Linked DNA regions of Mus musculus: region 1 is linked to region 2. A link is a contact called in ENCODE Hi-C or POLR2A ChIA-PET data. All regions are on one chromosome and are shown on one strand. Each heading gives the region's core, a stretch centred on a gene start or an enhancer-like site at or near the end of the contact. The rest is flanking DNA. Distances are from core to core; before and after follow the strand shown. Region 1 overlaps Cdk19 (cyclin-dependent kinase 19). Region 2 holds the start of Cdk19 (cyclin-dependent kinase 19).

Region 1 (2,700 bases), core at 158-2,657, 98 kb after region 2:
ACCCCGGAATAAAATCCAAAATTTTAAAACATATCAGAAATAATCTTAGTATATTTTAGGGTGTTCATTCATCTCTTGATACTTCTATTAAAATTGGGATGTTACCCATCAAAGGACACTTGTACCTAACCCCATAACTAGGTAGATTGTGAGTGTTCACCATTGGGAACGTACTTCATATTTTGTTCCATAGCCGACTAGTGTATGGCAGGGCTCTGTTCTCTAATGTCTAGAAGCGTGAAGTCGCATTCTTGCATTTCGCACCTCTGCCTTTCCCATCCCTCTTCCCCACTCCTTTCCCTTTGGCTTTTTGTTTGCTGGCTTGTTTGCTTGTTTTGCTTTGTTTTTAGGTAGCCTTAGCTATCTGGGAATTCATAGAGTTATATTTGCCTCTGCTTCTCAAGTGCTGATATTAAGGGAGTATTCCACCATGTCCAGCAATCTCTATTTATTCGTTTGTTTGTTTGTTTGGAGATTGGCTCTCGTTTCCTAGACTAGCCTTGAATTTGCTAAGTAACCAAGAAAGACTTTGAACCCTGCATCCACTTCCCAAATGCTGGGATTACTGGTTTAGTCACTGTGCCTTGCTGTATTTTTAAATGCTCAGCTATCCAATTAATGAAGTTTTTTATGGTATAGATAATTACGGTAGAGTAATGTCTGCAAATGACTACTCTGTTTGTTCAAGAAAAGAAAGCACAGTGCTTCCTGTTGGGTAGTTATTTGTTCTGTAGCACAGAATCTTATTTGTTCAGGGGAACAATGAAGAACAGTGTGCAAAATAAATATCCTGGGATTTGACTTCTGTATCAAATGTGAGGGGAATTGTACCACACTGTATTTAAATGAAAGCATAGTTGTAGCCATTAATATCAGGCCAGCATTGTCCATTGTTACAGCAACTAACCCAACTTAACTCTGAGTCCCTGTCCCTACCATTCAAGACTGGGTCACTCGTGTGTCTGCTGTTGGTCTTTGGTGCTGTTAAGAGTCATACTGAGATTCCCAGATATGCTGAAGTAGGGAGTGCAAAGCAAACGGAGTAGAATGTTTGTGGATTGCTGTGGTTGTTCTATTTATGATAAACCAATTAGCTGAAGGAAATTTAACCCTGCGAAATAATTGATCCTATAAACAGAAAAGCAGATCAGGAGTACATATAAAGTATCCTGTGTAGGATTAAGAATTACTAAATTCTGTAGAAATATGAATATTAAAGGACTAGCCCTGTATAATCATGCTACTGTTGCATATTTTCATGACTTGCCTTTAGAATAGAATTTAACTAAAACCCTGTAGCTTTGATTTTTGTCTGTTTGATTTTATTGCTGATAACTTGAGGCATCCAGCTTCTGCCATTTCTGCCGTTTCTATGGCAACTAAAGTGTGCAAGCCCAGCAGTATCACTTTCTTTCACAGCTGGCATTTTGTGTTCACAGTAAGGAGAAGAGTTTTGGTGAAGCGTGCGGGTCTGTGCTAATTGGGATGTAACTGGGTCAGAACAATTTTGGTTTGCTTTTTTTGTCTGTTAAGGTTTGTGGTGGTTGTGTTAGGTTTGGGTATTGAATACCTCAATTCCTTTTTATTATTAATTTATTAATAGTAGTATGTAAATAAAAATATATTAATTATTAAAGTTAGTCTGTTAATAATTAAAAACTCAGAGACACAATCCAGTATGAAATCTTGAGAATGGGATAGAGTTGTTCTAAGCCTGGTTTCGTAGCCCTCTATACCCTGATTATTTCTATCTTTAAAAAGTGTGAAAAAATTCTCTGAAGAGTTAACCATATTTTACCAGTGGATGGCCATATTTGCTTGTTCTGAGGGGACAGCAGGCAATCCCACTTAAGGATGAACAATGACTGGGTAATTGTAGTTATTGCCACCTGAAGGCCACCCTGGGAGTGCTGCTCAGGCTCTGCATTCCTTTCTTGGCTTGTACAAGAATTGGTAGGACGCCCCTGCTCCAGGCCAGCTACTGCCCCTGCCTTCATGTCAGCCAGCACATGGTTCATGGGCTTTGAGTATGCGGTCACAAGGACACCCTGGAGCCTCCTGCTCTTCCCTGCAGGCTCATTTCATGGTGGTGCCAGCACTGTTTTTCAACATAACCTGACCACAAGAACTCCTAATGAGCTAAGTGGCACAAGCCTATTTCCTGTCCTTACATTTTATTTATTCTATGAAGCTATTTGTCGTTCCCAGGTCACAGACTTTGTTGTACTTATATCTTAGAATTTTAAAGTGCTTTAAAAATCTCAGACCTTAGGAGTTACAAGTGTTATGGGAAAGAGTATGCAAAATAGCTTGTACAATAGGATGATGTTACAGTGTAAGCATCATGACCTGTCAGAGGTTCTCACTTACGGCCTTCAGAGGCTTCCTTTGAGTTTGCCTTTGTCTTCTTTACACTAACTTGTTTATTTAGGACACCTTGGCTTCTGTAATTGAAGAAAAACTACTTTTACTGGGCCACCAGTGACCTACTCATTCATTCTGGTCATGTCCTCAGATTTCTTGTTTACATCTGACAGGCACGCAGAGGGGCTCTGTGCACTCTAGATGCTCGCTCATCTTTTCTCCTCTGACCTTTCTCCAGCTTCCTGCCTCCCCTCCTCTCAAGCTCCCTGCTCACCTGCACCTCTGTGGCAGCCCTCTGCCACTCTGGAAATACAGACTCAAGAATGTGGCCAGTTT
Region 2 (2,827 bases), core at 272-2,771:
TCCTGCCTGCAGCTTTATGGTCTCTGTTCTCTCACTTCCTCAAGGCCCTGTTCGTTCTTTACATTTAAGCTCATGGTGCTTTCTTCATGACGGCTACCCACCTAGCCTAACAGTCATCCTGCCGATTTTATCACTGTGCCTTGTGCCTTACAGTTCATATTATAGATGTACGCACGGGAGTCCTACACAATGAAATCGAAAGGCCTGATGATTGAAGCTCATGACATACAGAGAGGAACAAGAATTGGAAGTTTTAGTAGGTATTGGAGATAAATGAAGGAGAGGGAAGGAAATAAAGAGGAAATAACAAGTCGATTCTTTGTTTAGATGGTCTCCCCAGCAATAATGTTGTCTATGGATAGCTTAGCTGCCTTTTTGACACAGACACCTTATCAAATTTCCCTTTTAAATTTAATCTTGTTATAAAATGCTGCCTTTTATTTTAGGTAGTGGAAGAGAGCTGAAACGCGCGTGTCGAATGGATCTCAATTTCTTTTCGGTTTAAAAGCCATCAATATGCAGTGGGTCACATTTTTAGTAAGGCACTTTCTAAGTTCTTACAGTACTACTTTGAGGTGATGGGTTCTGAGCCTCAGACACCATAACGAATCAACGTCATGAGCAAGATAAATACCTTAAACCCCTAGGTGAGCCTCGCCATTACTGTAAAACACGCTTTACTACCCAGCAAAAACGATTGTTTTTAAAACGCTGCATTTTTGCAATCTTCCAAGCGCTTTAATTGTTCTCAGACAGATGGCTAAAGCTAGGCTACCGCACCCGCATATGTTAGGATAAAACCGACTAGAGCGCCAAGAAAAAGATGATTGGCTGTGGGCCGTAGAAGTTACACGGTTCCCCTAGCAAGAGCTGGGAAACCGCTGAATCTTCAGGTTTTGAAATACGGTTTTTGCATCGTAAAGAAAGAAGATTAACCTATCAGGAAGAACCGAGCACATCCAATTACCAATCAAGAGCGGGAAAACAGCCAAAGCCGGAGATAACCAGGCACCAAAGCGGACGTCACTCTTCAGTCTCTGCCAATAAGCCGAGGCAAGGGGCGGGGCAACCAGAGGATCAATTGCCCAAGAAAACAAACAATGTGTAGTACAACTGTCTAAACCCCAGTCCTAAGCTCCGGATGCGCCGGAATGAGCTCTAGAGCAAGGCTCTCGTGAGGTGCTTCCCGCTTTTCTAGCCTAATGACAGTCAGGGCCGGGTATCTACTTCCTAGCTCAGCAAAGGTGTCCTTCCCGCCAGCTCCCACGGGCTCGCAAAAATCCCGCTGCAACTTTGCGCTACAGTTTACAGGAACAGCAGTCGCGCGCTGAGGGGGTGGGGCGGCGGCAGAGCGCAGGCGTACATGCCTTGTGGAGGCGTGGCCCAAAAGGCCCCAGGAACTCTGGGAACTGTATTCCCCGCTCCCGAGGAGGTAGCACAACTCACGAGCCCTCTTGAACTACATTTCCCAGAATGGCTCGCGACCTTGGGGCGGGACGCTTGGTTCCTTAATGAGTTCGAGAAAGCCGCGGCGCGGCCCACCAGGTTCCAAAACAAGGAAATGAAGGGAGGAGGCGGGACTGTAGATGCCTGCGGGAGCCGCCGCCGCCGCCGCGGAGGAGGAGGAGGCGGAGGAGGTGGCTGCCGCGGCCGCCGAGGAGTCCCTTGCTGAAGGCGGACCGCGGAGCGGCGGGCGGCGCGCGCGCGCCCGAGCGACGGCTGTTGGAGAAGTGGAGCGGCGGCGGTGGAGGAGGGACTGAGTGGCGGCGGCCCCCGCGTCCCGGTTTCTCTATGGGGGAAGCAGACAATGGATTATGATTTCAAGGCGAAGCTGGCGGCGGAGCGGGAGCGGGTGGAGGATCTGTTTGAGTACGAAGGGTGCAAAGTGGGACGCGGCACCTACGGGCATGTCTACAAGGCGAGGCGGAAAGATGGGTAAGAGCGCGAGCGGGGAGTGGGCTCGTCCCGTCCCCTCCGCTGCGGAGCCCCGGAGGGCTGGGTGGGTCGGAGCTCCCGGGACGAGGCGGCGTGGGTCGCAGAGCGACGTCCCGGGGCTAACTCGGAGGCACTGGTGCTGCCGCCCCCCGCTGGCCGGTCGCGCCCCTCGAAGTCGTACGGCGCAGCCCCGTCGGGGGCGTCGGTCCCGCCTGGAGTCGCGGCTGCGTGATTAACAGCGGGCGGCGGGTGGAGACCGCGCCTGGAGGTGGAGTTTAGGGGTCTGGTCCCCGGGGACCCTCCGGAGGGCTTGGCTGAAGAGTTACCGGTTTGGCCCTGTGCTGGTGACGGTAGTGGTGGAACTTCCAATCGGCGCAGCGCCTTCCCGGGGCGGCGGTTTGAAAGCTCGCGGGGGCGCCTCCTGTCTGGTGGCGCAGCGCTTGGGGTCCTGGCTGGCCCCTTGGGTCTGACTTCCTTGCCAACCCAGACTTCATCTCTGATGTTTACCTGGGGACTTCCCGATCCTGCTCCCGATTCCCACATTTTAATATTCTGAATTCAGCACTCTGAAGGTGGACCCTGGAGAGAGATAAATTGTATATTACAAGATTTAAGTGTTCTCTGGTTGCTTATCTTTCCTGCCTCTTGGCTATCTTAGGTATAAGATATATCTTGGCTATCTAATTCCCCCCAACCCCCTTTAAGATAGGGTATCTGTGCGCCCTGCTTGGCCTGGAACGGAGAGATTCGCCTGCCTCTGCTAATCAGGTACTATCATTAAAGGCGTATGCCACCAAACCTGGTCCATTTCTCTTTTCTTCAGGAAGAAATCTTGATTTCTTCAAGTTCTTAGCCTCTGTCAAATGGCTGTGAGCTTTGGTAGTGTTTATTG

The links. Hi-C counts contacts between places; a loop is a spot of excess contacts on that map. ChIA-PET counts read pairs that join two places held with the same protein, here RNA polymerase II (POLR2A).
Region 1: a map of left cerebral cortex shows a loop between it and region 2 (4-fold over the local background). The contact joins the enhancer-like site here to the promoter of Cdk19 in region 2. A Hi-C loop is called at or near these places in 1 of 37 maps with a recorded cell type or tissue (left cerebral cortex). POLR2A ChIA-PET finds 5 or more read pairs at or near these places in 2 of 5 experiments (both embryonic stem cell).

Annotation. Positions count from the first base shown.
Region 1 is chr10:40,445,430-40,448,129 of GRCm38, forward strand. All of the region lies in intron 4 of Cdk19 (cyclin-dependent kinase 19), which reads left to right. Among named protein-coding and RNA genes, the nearest start is that of Gm32234, 7.3 kb to the right of the region's middle. Within about 2 kb of position 1,408, at least 1 of the 3 ENCODE cell types and tissues checked has a DNase peak (open chromatin) inside an H3K27ac peak, as active enhancers do; it is left cerebral cortex, where a contact is called at or near this core.
Region 2 is chr10:40,347,787-40,350,613 of GRCm38, forward strand. Cdk19 (cyclin-dependent kinase 19) reads left to right here and starts at 1,522. Exons shown (of 13, transcript NM_001168304.1): 1 at 1,522-1,935. The coding sequence starts at 1,808.